Regions from separate parts of the Homo sapiens genome. Here region 2 is linked to region 1. The links are chromatin contacts, found by Hi-C or POLR2A ChIA-PET in ENCODE. All regions are on one chromosome and are shown on one strand. The core of a region is the stretch at or near the end of the contact, and the rest is flanking DNA. Distances in the headings are between cores, read along the strand shown. Region 1 holds the start of MYO9A (myosin IXA). Region 2 holds the start of SEMA7A (semaphorin 7A (JohnMiltonHagen blood group)).

Region 1 (6,563 bases), core at 2,118-4,617:
GCTCAAGTGATCCTCCTGCCTCAGCCTCCCCAAGTGCTGGGATTACAGGCCTGAGCCACTGCACCTGGCCCAAGATTCCATTTTTCAAAAATTAATTAACTTATTGTTCTAGTCTCTTCATTCCTATCTTCTCTTTTGATAATCTAACCTGCACATTATTCTAGATTTTCAAACAGAACTCTAATCACATTATTCTACTCCAAAAAATTTTAACAACCCTCCATTGTCTACCAAAGTAACTACAAATTACAGCCTGGCATTCAATGATTTCCACAAAAATAGCCCCAATCTACCTTTCCTGATTTATTTTCTGGTATTACTCTCACAGACATATACACCCACAAGCTCAGTCCCTCTGCAGGCCCTGGTTATTAGGAAACAGTGGGATAGTACTGGTTGCTGCCCCAGAGCCAGCCTCTCATCCCAGCAGAGAGGTTGGGAAGTGAACACTGCTTCATCATTTTTCTGAAACACAGATTTGATGTCATGCTCTTGCTTAAAACCATTATACTGAGATATTTTAAAACTTAGGATCCATAGACCAGGATGTGGCTAGAATATCAGGGTTCTGTGAACTTAGACTGGGAAAACAATTGCATCTTTGTTTTCAATAATCAGTAGCTGAAATTTAGCATTTCTTCAATAAGTGTGGACCACAAACTACAATATTAGCACTCTCTTTTTTACCAATAGAAATCTGATATTTTCACATCACATTAAAGTTGCTGCAGGCATTTCAAAATATAATTTATAGTCATCACTACTTAGAAATTATATAATTAGACCTGCTGCCAGATTTTATTTAATGCATAAAGTGCATATATATCACACATTTGTTTTAATATTTTAAAAACTTAACAAAATTAGTTTCCTTTATATTACTACGTATTCTATTTTATATATTTAAGAACATTTTTCTGAGACTGAATCTATAAGGTGGACTGCCAACAAGGTCCACTGGGTAAAAGAGGTTAAGAACCTTTTTTGTACTTATTAATTACTTCTAGTAATATAATCTAAACTCTTCACCATGGAATTCAAGGCTCCTCATAATCTGTTCACACCCACTTTATCATCTTCATCTCTGTCCCACCTCTACTCTCCATACTATGCTCTAGCCATACTAGACAACAATAACTCGTTCTTATCTGGGTCTGATAGACAGGTTTTTGGATTAACCCTAGTTAATAGATAGCAGCCATACACTGTCTTGGTCTTTACCTCATACAGCTTCTCTGCCTGCCAAGTGAATTCTTTGTTTAAAGGCCTGCTTTCCCTAATACGGTAATTTTCCATCCTAATTGAGCTGTATTTTAAATATCTTTATATCTCATTACTAACTTAAATGATAAATAATAGAAAAAGATTCTAAATTGGCAAGGCACTGTATGTAGTAATCTCTATGAGAGTGGATGTTGGTCTTTGCATCTCATAAATTGGCTTAGCTCTGGATGTTGGTCTCTGCATCTCATAAATTGGCTTAGCTCTGATCATTTTGGGGACAGAAGTGGGGATGGCCTTTGAGCTTTAAGGCTGGAGACAACAGCTGACCAATCCTGGACGGAAGGGAACGGGAGAGCAAAGAGACAAGTAACTAATTTGGACCTGATAAACACTGAGGAATGAACAGTGCTGAAGAGAAAGGCAAGAGTGGCTCCTTCTCCCATTTCCCAGACCAGTTATTCCAAACATAACGCCGCTCAAGTTTCTCATTCCATCTCCAAGCCTCTCTGTAGTTAAATGACCTCCATCTTTTTTTTCTGGGGGCGGGGACGGAGTCTCGCTCTGTCACCCAGGCTGGAGTGCAGTGGCGCGATCTTGGCTCACTGCAAGCTCCGCCTTCCGGGTTCATGCCATTCTCCTGCCTTGGCCTCCCGAGTAGCTGGGACTACAGGCGCCTGCTACCACGCCCGGCTAATTTTTTGTATATTTAGTAGAGACGAGGTTTCACCATGTTGGCCTGGATGGTCTCGATCTCTTGACCTCGTGATCCACCCGCCTCGGCCTCCCAAAGTGCTGGGATTACAGGCGTGAGCCACCGCGCCCGGCTAAATGACCTCCATCTTAATGTTACAGAGCCAACTGTCTCAACTTCCTTCTCTCTAGTTTAGTGAGTCTCAATCTTTAGCATTAGAGTCACCTGTGGAGCTTTAAAACAGTAATGACACCTGGCACAACCCAGAATTTAATTGGTCTAGAGTGGGGCAACAGTATTGGTTTTATTTAACAAAAAGTTTCCCAGGTGATTCAAATGCACATACAAGGTTGCGTTCCACTAGTGATCTTGATCTTATAAATTAGCCTCCCTCACCCTCGAAGAGGCCACTTCTCGGTTTCATGGTACGCTTTTGAGTCTTCTACCTAAACAGAAAACATTCCTGAGGGCCATATTCTCGTTCCTCATTTCTCTAACTTTATAACGATGCTTCTTTAAAGGGAAGTCTACACTAGTACGGTTTCCATCAGGTTTATTTTACTTCTTTTTTCTCTTTCAGACCACCACTGTCACATGCTCTTGCGCCCGTTATTCTGCTTTTACCTCCTTTCGTATTTCTTTGACCAGGTACTGGATTACTAGTCTTTTAACACAGTCCTCTAAAAGTGACCCAAAAGTCACCCTGGAAAGGGCTTCCTCACGTTATCCTCCTACACAACCTGGGACCCCTCTTCTGTGCGCAGACAGCATCCCGTGCATTTTTCTCTATTGTCACTTTATTGTACTACCACTGCGGATTCTCTCACGGTCTCCTATACAAAAGCACTTCAAAAAGCTGACACCACTTAATTCGCCTCTGACATTCTGGAACCCAAGGCATGGAAACCACTCAGTGAAAAGTCTGAGAAATGAATGGAAACGGAGGTCGGGGCGGGGACAATGGAGGGGGCAGTGGGTGGAGAGAGCGTGCGTGTTTGAAAAGGGGCGGGGGCTATGACCGGCGGCGCTGAGAATCCAGGTCCAGAATCGGGAGGGAGCACGGATACGCCAGAATCTGAGTGGGTGGGAGAGCGATCCACTGCCGAGACAAACCGAAGTGGGGAGGAGGCTTCTTACCTGCCTCGGGCCTCACCACCCCAACCAGCCTTCAGGCACCTCTGTGTTGGCCGGAAAGCGACAGCTACGGTCGCAAACTCAGAGGTTTCGTCCCCAACCTTGCGACATCCCTTTCCAGTACAGGGAGAATCTAAAGCTGAGTTCCCTGCTCTGCCGTAAGGTGAAGAAGAAAAAATTTGGGCGGGGCCGCCTGGGGCGTAGGAAAGGGGGCGTGTCTGCGCAAGCGCACGCTGTACTCTCCAGTGGCGTCACGTGCGGGGGCGGGACAGGGCGGGGCCGACCCGTGCTGGCAGTAGGGGGCGTGGGAGGTAAGTGCGCGCGCGCCTGCTCGCCTGCAGCCGGGGAGTCGCGCGGGGCGGGGCCGCGTGCGCGGGGTCGGGGGCGCGCGACCGAAGCGGATAAGGGACGCGGCGGCGGTTGGCTGTGTCTGTTGAGAGAGTACAGGACAGCCCGGACTGCGAGAGGCGGCGGCGGAGGCAGTAGTTGCACCGGCAGAGGCGGCCGCTGGCAGCGGTTGAGGCGGCGGTCCAACGCGTGCTCTCTGGGCGGGGTGCGGCGGGGGATGTGCCTGCTCAGGCCGGGCGGAGTCTCTCTGACAGGGCGGGGGATGCGCCGCGGCCGCTCGCCCGGACCCTGAGGCTGCTGGGCCCACCCTCCCGGAACCGTCCGACCCTCGGTGGCCTCGGCCTCTTCTGCCATCTCCGGTCCTACCCTGGGGCGGAGGGTGGAAGGCAGCTTCCGTCGAAGAGGAGGGGGCTGCGGTGGCCACCGCGGCGGAGCCCGAGGTAAGACCCGCCCAAGCGCCCAGCGGCCCTGCAGCCCGTCCTGGCCCACGTCTCAGCCTCGCTATTTGGCTCCGGTCGGGCCGCCCCGCCCCGTCCCAGCGGAGACGCCCCGCGAGCGGGTCTGCGCCGAGCCTCCCAAACACCAGATCACGGCCCCGGATCCCCAGTAGACCCCACCCCCTGTATCTTCCATTGGCCGGGCACCATTCCGGCCCTCCAGCCTCCCCGGAGATTCTGTCACGGTCCCCCCAACCCAGCAGACCCCATTAGTACCCCTCAGAGTCCCTTAGGACTCTTAATGGAGCTTCTAGACTACGTTACATCCTCCCTTGGGCTGACGTGATTACAGTTCTCAGGCAAAGTCTCGACCGCCCCCTAACCCATTGCGTCCCCCATGTGCCCCTCGCCCTACTCTTCTTAGTAGAACCCCTCCCAGCTCGCTCATCACCAAGCCGACTAGCACTAACCCTAGCCATCACGGCTTTCAGATAGCCGCTGTCATGGTGTTCTTACTCCCGGTAGATGTGGTGTCAGTCCCTCTAGACACCGTCACAGACTTTGGCTTCTCTCCCACCACCGACTGTAGCCTCTCTCAACAGACCTCTCCTCAAGCAAACCTTGTTATCTTTCTCCTTAGTCGCGATCCTTTCTTTGGTTGAAAGGGCTTTGCCATGAAATCCTGAGGGAATATTTGCTTAGCCTAATGTATTCCCTCCATTGTGGCTTAAGGGGACCGACCGAGACCCATGTTTGGAGGGGTTGGGCTGAAAAAAGTGGGAGGCAGAGTGAAGTTATGGAAGCATGAGGCCAGTTGTGTGTGTGCCATTATAAGGTCACAGAGCCTGCACCTCGTCTTGTCTGTTCTGTGTAGAACGTGTGAGGTTGTCCAGCACTGATGTTTTAGGGACCTCTGTAAGGATTAAATCACGTTGCACTAGTGGATATAACTATGTCGTCTTGTAGTATTACTTCACCTCCTTGTCGATTGCTGCAGATACTAGAACTGTTTCTTATTTTTATTTTTAAAGGATACTAGGGGACTTTTTTTGGATTCACTGTTTTTTGGATTTGCTAGAAAAATAAGATTTGTAGCATTCCTTAATCCCTGAATGCTTCGATGTCGGTTTAATAATAAACTTCTGTTGCCTGGTGCTGCTGTCTTGCTTCTCCAAGAAGCAAGTACAGAAATCATGCAGTGTTCACTGAGGTCATTACCAACAACAGCCTTCTCAATAGCAGTAAAATGTTGAATAAAATGTTTGTAGAAGTTGAGCTCCTGAGTTGTCAAGAAAGAAATGTAATGTTGCATCAAATGATCAGTACGTAATTTTAATATTGGTATAAAGATGAAATATAAAGAGGTCTTTGTAGTCATACACACACACACAGTAAAAAATGTTAAAGTAACAGGAGAAAATCACATTAAAATTATAGATAATAACTAGACGTAAAAGCCAAAAGTTTCGGAAGAGTAATGTAGTAAAAATTTCTGTTCCGCCTTCACTCTCCAGCCACCCATTTTTCCTCTTTAGAGGCAACCACTATTTCCAGCTTCATGTGTATCCTTTCTGTGATATTTCCAATATATAAACCTACACATTTATATTTTTAAGACACTGTACACAAATGGTTGCATACTTTACATTCTATACATAGCCTGTTTTTTTTACTTAATACTACATCCTAGAGGTCATTTCTTAACAATACATATGGAAGTGCCTCATTTACTGGCTGGATAGTATTCCATTTTTGTGGACTGGAGGTTATTTTTGGTGTTTTGCTTTTACCAACAATGTTACATGCTTTTCTTTTAAATGTGTCTGATGTTATATGTATGTTTAAATAATTTTGTGAGTTGAAAAAAATTCCTGATGATTCTTTTATGTTGAACCTACAGAAAGGATGTAACTAAATTTCTCATTGAACCTCTGAGCTTCCACAGTGTGACTAGCTGTGATGATGATTATAATATTTATTAAATTATTGAAGGATTTTAAAGCAGGGGACTGGAATGATCAGATTTGCATTTTAAAAAAGTCATTCTGGCTGCAGTGAATTGAAGAGTAGAATAAGACTAAAGGCCAGGAATATTAGGGTTATCCAGGCAAATGGTGAGACTGGATCTGAACTTGGATATTCGGAGTTGAGTTGGTGATTTTATTGTATTTGGGGTTGGGGAGAAGTTGCATACAGGATAAAATCTAGGTTTCTGGCTTGTGCCTTTCACTGAGGTGGGGATTCCCATGAAGGAGTGGGATTTTGTTTTTATTTTGTCAAGGAGGAAGGATAGAGGGGTTAATTTGTGACATGTTCAGTTTAGGTGACTGTAGTTCTGTCAGATGTAGATGACCATTAGGCATTTGGATTTGTGGCTGAAGCTCAGTATCAGGTTCTGGGTTGATAGCAGTAGATTTTGGAGGCAAAATCATACAGAAGGGAGGAGAAAAGGTTTTAGGATGGAAACCCAACATTTAAATTACAGGTAGAGTTGAATATTTAAATTAGTAAATTACATGATTAAGTGCCTTTAAAAAACTTATTCTAGTTTAAGCATTAACAGTGAGATTCACTATCTAATATATGAATTTTTAACAGTTGTTTTCCCTTAGTTATTTTAGTAGTATATAGTTCCTGAGGGAAATTGGGTAAACTTAGATTTTTTTTAACAAGTACCTCAATAGAAGTTAGCGATATAAACTCCATCTTTCCTAATCATTTGGATTATA
Region 2 (6,563 bases), core at 2,924-5,423, 2.3 Mb before region 1:
CCTGTCACCCAGGCTGGAGTGCAATGGCGCAATCTCAGCTCACTGCAACCTCCACCTCCCAGGTTCAAGTGATTCTCCTGCCTCAGCCTCCCAAGTAGCTGGGATTACAGTTGCGTGCCACCATGCCCGGCTAATGTTTACATTTTTAGTAGAAATGGGGTTTCACCATTTTGGCCAGGCTGGTCTCGAACTCCTGACCTTGTCAGATAAAAATGCATGTAGAATGATTAGGACAGAAATCATTGACCTTGTGATCCACCCACCTCGGTCTCCCAAAGTTCTGGGATTACAGCCGTGAGCCACCACCCCTGGCCTCTTTTTTCTTTTCTTTTCTTTTTTTTTTTTTTGAGACAGAGTTTCACTCTTGTGTCCCATGCTGGAGTGCAGTGGTGCGATCTTGGTTCACTGCAACCTCCGCCTCCTGGGTTTAAGTGATTTTCCTGCCTCAGCCTCCCAAGTAGCTGGAATTACAGGCGCTCGCTACCATGCCCGGCTAATTTTTGTATTTTTTAGTAGAGATGGGGTTTCACCATATTGTGCAGGCTGATCTTGAACTCCTGACCTCAGGTGATCCACCTGCCTTGGCCTCCCAAAGTGCTGGGATTACAGGCATGAGCCACCGTGCCCAGCCCTCAATTTTCAGCTTCTCTTGAAAATCATACTACCTTTCACTACTGGGTTTACTTCTTCATGGTTCCATGGGCTGGAGCTGAGTCGAAATTGCCTTATAGACAGCACAGGGTTCTGCAGACCCCAGCCCACCCACTCCCCTCGTTCTCATCAGTTCCAAGTCTCTGCCCCCTGCAATAGGTAGTAATGGTGGTAGGCAATAGGAATTGTTGCTGCTGTTAGTAGCCAGGAGGTCTGAATGGCCACCAAGCTCTGAGGCCTCAAAGAAGGGGTGGGATCTAGCATGGAGGGGGCTGTTGGGGATTGAATGCCCTCTGAGAGCTACTTCTAATCCTAAGAATTGGGATTCTTGGATCATCGTATCTGTGAAAGGAAGTGAACTGTGTGTGGGTGACCTCACGTCTGCATATGTTATCTCCTCACGGAATCCTTCTATCTCCCACAGGCCTCTTGTTTGAGGTGGGTCACTCCTGTGAAGGCCATGTGTAGCCATGGAATCAGGGCTGAGGAGGAGGTCAGATAACTCTGGAGAATGGAAGGATGAGTTAAGTTGGACCCTGAAAGGTGAGAGGCTTTAGTTGGAATGTTGGGGGGATTGCCCGGGGCTTCTGCCACTGCTTCAAGACCATGAATCTCAGGTCTGTGTGTATCCATTTCTTTCATTCCAAAAGGAGCCTTCTTGGATTGGGCTGTGCCTCAGCTGTCCATGGGGCTCAGGAAGTGATCCTTCTCAAGGTATTTTTCTTATCGATAGAAGCCCTGCATCATTTCTTCCTCCCTCCCCTGAATGTGGAATCATGGAGAAGGGAGGGACAAGAATGTGCCTCCCCATCAGACGTGTCAGCATCCACATGTGTTGCTTCCTCTGCTGGTCCACTTCCCATCACTGGCTGTGAGTGGGAATTGTGCCCCTGTTCTTGGTCCAGGCTCAAGAGCCAGCCTTGGCCTCCAATGAGGCAGGCAGGCCTCTGACACCACCTATACCATTCTGACTTGATTTTCCTATGCTGCCTGAGGCAGGAAAGTCCATGCCTAAACTCTGGTCATAGTGCCTGCCCCACAGTCTAGCTGCCTTTCCCTTTATAAAGTTATTGCCTCAAGTCATGGGCTTAGTTCTCTCCTCCCCTGGCTGCCTGCAGCCAACCGAGAGAGTGGGCTGCCATCTCGCCTGGCCCTTTGTCCCCAGGTTGGCTGGCTTGTGGGGAGGATGGTCTTAAGTACTACTTCCTTCCCCCCTACCCCCCAGTCTGGAAAAAAAATTATCTGGCATCTACCCCAGTTTCCATCTGCTACTCTGTTGATTGGGAGATTGAGCCCATTCCCTGGTCTGCCCTCCTACTCAGCACCTGGTGACCTGGGCCCTATCTAGGTCCTTCTGGGGATGGTTTGGACCCAGACTTCAGCCACAGACAGGAGGCAGCAGTGCCAGGGTACATCACACAGAGAGAAGTCAAGGGTGTGGGTCCTTGAGAAACCACCTGAGTTTCAATCCGTCCTGCCTCTAGTTGTGCGATCCTGGCACTTCACATCCCTTGTCTGTGCCTTGATTTCTTCATTTGTAAAGGGAGGTGACTAATAGCTCCTATCTCATAGGAGTGCGAAGATTGAATGAGTTGGGAGAGGCTATGAGATGGCACAGCACATAGGAACCACAGTGTTAGCAATTGTTATTGCAGTCAGAAAACCCATCTTCGTTCTACCATTTACCGGTTGACCTCGGGCAGGTCCGTCCTTGTCCCTCCCTGTACCTCAGTTTTCTTCTCTGCAGTGGAGTTACGCTCCCTCCCTCAGTGAGAGGAAGAGAGTGGAGGACTGGCAGAGATGAGGTAGGTGAATGTGGGTTATGTGTTGTGAGTTGCCATGCACATGGGCAGTGTTATCATTGATTTTGAATCCATTTGAATTCTTAGTTCCAAAAGGCAGAGACAGGTGATTTCTTAGTTTGCCCTAGCTTTGCATAGAGAGGACAGACACTGAGGGCAATACCTGTCTAGCAGGTGAAACCGAATGTCCATCTTAGAGGCTGGCCTGGGCCAGGCTCCACTGCTGGCTTCAGGGCCACAGGCTTAGGTGCAGGCCTGAGGAGGAGCTCTTAGACTGTCCACAGCCTCCCTCTCTGGGGCAGTGTGCCCCTGTGTATCAGGAGGCTGTTGGCTTCACCCAGTGGGCCAGGAACCTCACTCTGCACTGTCTCTGGAGGTACCTTGAGTTTACCTTCCTGGCCTGCTGGGGTGCCTCAGGACTCTGAGGGAAGAAGGAGGGGACAACTGGAAGCAAAATGTAGAATGGTAAAGCCAAACTTCTTGGTAGCAAAACTTTCCTGGTTCCAGGAGGTAAAAACAACAACCAAATGGTCCTGGCCCCATGGAGCAGGGCAGAGGGCAGAGGGCAGCCAGCCCACCGCCTTTGCTGGTGTCTGCAGTGCGTGAATCGTGTCTAGGTCTGTGAGTTCTGAAGGTTGGATGTTCACCTCTACTCCTTCCTCGGCCTGTCTCCTCTCAGTGCAGCTAGACATCCAGTAAACACTAGATAAGTACTTACTGAGCTGGGTGGATTTTCCATTCATGGTTCCCTGGGGCACAAGTGGAAGTGGTAGGTCTGGGCCCTGTCTGGTCTAGAGAGAGGAGACCCTTTTACAAAGGGCAGGCACGTAGTTCTGAGAGGAGGAGCTGATGGCAGAGCTGGCTGGACTGCTCAGGTAACTGCAGAGGGTCTGGGCCTGGACCCCCCAAGGGAGTCCCCACTGAATGGTCAGGTTGCCTGAGATAGCTGAGCCCTAGGCACTTTGCGGGCAGAGATCCCCTTAAGCTGCTTTGACCCTCCCTCCCCCACAGTGAGTGGGGCACGGGGGATGCTCCCCTCTCTACTTGGGGAAGGGGCCTTCCTAATTATATCCCCCTCCACTCACATGGAAATGAGTTTGGATTTTCTGAGCGTACACCAGCTGGCTTGGGGGGAGGCAGCCCAGAAGGCTGCTGGCTGGGAAAGGGAGGAGAAAGGAGAGGGAGGGGAAGGAGCCAGGCCAAGATGAAAAATTTCCAGTGTTCTCCCAGGCAAAGCAACAGCGGGTCCCTGAGTGCTCCCCACATATCATCGTTGTGCCTGCTGGTAGGCTCAGCAGGGAGCCGTGTCCACTTAGGCGAACGCATCCTCCGAGGACCATAGTCCTCAGGGTGCGAACCACTTAGCTGGCCATAGCAAGGTTGTTGGGTGTTGGACTCCTCTGCGCCCTTGGAGAGAGGTCCTCCACGACTTCTACGCCAATCTTTTTACGGGGTGCGGGGAGTGGAACTGAGGCCCAGAGAGGGGATAGGGCCTGCCGCCCCTGGCAGAAGACCACAAGTCTGGCTTGTCCGCAGCTGGGCTTTCCCCGTAGAGTTGCCCGGGAGAGGGTGGCGAAGGTTCCCCCAGCAGTTCCGCTCTCGCTCAGGAAAGCCAGTGAGGCGAGAAAAGGCTGCGAGGGGCGGGGGGAGGGGCGGGGTGGGGTCAGCGCTGGCTCCGCCTCCTGGCGCTTGGGTCTGCCTGCGGCCGGGCGCTGGCTCAGTCTCGGCTGATTGCCGCTGTCGCTCCCGGGGCCACGGGATGACGCCTCCTCCGCCCGGACGTGCCGCCCCCAGCGCACCGCGCGCCCGCGTCCCTGGCCCGCCGGCTCGGTTGGGGCTTCCGCTGCGGCTGCGGCTGCTGCTGCTGCTCTGGGCGGCCGCCGCCTCCGCCCAGGGCCACCTAAGGAGCGGACCCCGCATCTTCGCCGTCTGGAAAGGTAGGCGGCGCCGCGCGGCCGGTCAGGCGCGGGATCAGACGCTGCGCGGGGCGGGTGCGGAGTGTGCTGCACCCGGAGGGAGTGCGTGCGCGCAGCTCTGCGGGTCCCGGGCTGTCCCCGCGCTGTCCCCGCGTGGAGCGTGTGGGTTTGGGTGAGTGTGTGTGAGTGTACACGCTGGCACACCAGAGCCGGCTGTAACGCTGCGGCGAGCGAGCGGCGGGGGCCGGAGCCCCGGCTAAGTCGCACCAAGTCCCTGGCAGCCAGGAGCCGCAACGCCCGGGCGCCAGGGGAGGGGGCGGGCCCCTCTCTCGGCCCCGAGCCACTCTGGGTCCTCTGGCTCGGGGGCTTCGGCGGAGGACCTTTCCCCGCCTGGGACCCCAACCCGGGTACCCTCCTTTTGAGCTGCGGGCTCTGCTGGCGCGCGGGGCGCAGGCTGGGCCGGCAAGGGGGGCGCGGACCCCTTGCCGCCGCCGCCGCGCTTCGGCAGCGGGAACAAAGACCCCGCCGCCTGCCCCCGCCCCCGCCCCGGCCCGGAGCTCGGGCCAGGCAAGGGGGTGGGCATCCTGCAGCGAGCGGCGGGACATGGTGCGGTGCGGCGGCTTGGGGTACCAGGGCGCTGCCTCAGCAATGCCGGGACCGGCCGCTCCCCCCTTGCCCGCACGTGGCAGTTGTCACCAGAAATCGGCTCCAGCGTTGGGGGGCAGTGCCCGTTGGGTGGGGCACGGCCGTTGGGACCCCCAGGCGGTGGATCTAGGGCGGGGGTGCAGCCTTTAGGCCAGGGTAGATAATAAGAACCTGGGGGACTGGAGTCTCCCCCAGGGCACCTCAGTTTAGACCCTGTACTATGGGACAGAAAGCCGGTTAGGCGGGGGTTTGAGGCTTTCTGCCGCGAGGAACTGATCTCCCCTCCCCTGCATTGCACACAAATGCCTCCCCGCCCCCAGTCCGATTCGGCTCTGTCCCCAAATTTGGCGTGTCTGCGGCCCCCCTGTCGTGATGGTGGGGGACTCGCAGTGGGGGCTGGGGGAACTGGTCGGGTCTGGCCCCACCGGGAGCCTTTTGATGCCTTTGGCAGTTTGCAGGGATTGCGGGAGTCTGAGCATTATCTGGGGCAGGTATTATTAGCAGAGGGGAAAAAAAACCATACACAAAACGAGTGGCCCGAACTGCCGCAGTAGCTGAGGGAATGTGACTTGCCCAAGGTCACTGAGCAGTGTGGGAGCCCAGGTGCAGGCAGGGGCTCTGATCTGGCACAGGACCAGTCCAGGTTCTGGGTTAGGGAGGGGAGAAGGATTTAGGTGGTTCAGGGACCATGAATGAGGTGCTCTGGGGACCAGCTCGGCTACCCAGCCTGAGGTGCTCCTGGAGGAAGCCGAGCAGTGCTGCTAGAGCTCCGGCCGCCTGTACATGGAGGAGGCCTGCACACCCCTCTGCCATCCCAGCTCCAGCCCAAGCTTCCTTTGCCCTCCCAGCAGCTTTGCCTTCCCTCAGTCTCCTTGGCTGTCTTGGACATCATAGCGTGTGGGCACTCTGGAGGGGACAAATGGCCACATCTGAGTGTTCTGGAATCTTTCCCTCCATCAAACCCCTTGCATTTTGACTCTGTTTGCCTGTCCCAAAGTCTTCCCATGACCCCCCACCCCCACCCCACTTAATGCACACCCACTTCTTAGCACTTAATGCATACATCCCATCCTGGGCACTTAGTTCCCACCCTGAGGCTATTTAAAGTTGCTTTCAGTCCTCTTACCCACTTTTCGAAGCTCCCAGCACAGCTCCATGGCCTACCCCCCCGCCCGCAGTTCACTGCTGTAGCCACACTGGCTGTGCCCTCTGCTTAGTAATGCACTGTTGAGCCCCGCTGGCTGGGGTCTGCCAACCGTTCACCAGTCTTGTCCAACGACAGTCTGTGGTCTCCTTCACCAGTGCCAGGTGCCCCACTGGCCAGACAGGCCCTGCCATTCACCTGCCCCCCACCCCCAGGGCCACCAGCTGGTGATGGTGTGCCCGACTGACAGCTGCCTCCTGTCTCCTGTGGGGTGACACATGGCAATCGGACAGGAATGGGCTTGGGTAGGACAAACCCAGGAACAGGGTAAGAGGGGGTCTTTCTGGAAGCCTAGAGCTCTGTCTACCAGTGGTGGGTGGGAGTATGGTGGTATCCAGGAATGAC

What was found. Hi-C counts contacts between places; a loop is a spot of excess contacts on that map. ChIA-PET counts read pairs that join two places held with the same protein, here RNA polymerase II (POLR2A).
Region 2: a map with no recorded cell type shows a loop between it and region 1 (25-fold over the local background). The contact joins the promoter of SEMA7A here to the promoter of MYO9A in region 1. A Hi-C loop is called at or near these places in 1 of 37 single-sample maps with no recorded cell type. POLR2A ChIA-PET finds 5 or more read pairs at or near these places in 1 of 52 experiments (OCI-LY7).

What each region holds. Positions count from the first base shown.
Region 1 is chr15:72,114,954-72,121,516 of GRCh38, reverse strand. It overlaps MYO9A (myosin IXA), which reads left to right and starts at 3,367. Exons shown (of 42, transcript NM_006901.4): 1 at 3,367-3,837. SENP8 (SUMO peptidase family member, NEDD8 specific) reads right to left here and starts at 3,114. Exons shown (of 2, transcript NM_145204.4): 1 at 3,053-3,114. RefSeq lists a silencer at 3,246-4,015 and an enhancer at 4,216-4,425.
Region 2 is chr15:74,431,568-74,438,130 of GRCh38, reverse strand. It overlaps SEMA7A (semaphorin 7A (JohnMiltonHagen blood group)), which reads left to right and starts at 4,173. Exons shown (of 14, transcript NM_003612.5): 1 at 4,173-4,390. The coding sequence starts at 4,213. RefSeq lists silencers at 4,031-4,540, 4,591-4,740, 4,891-5,010.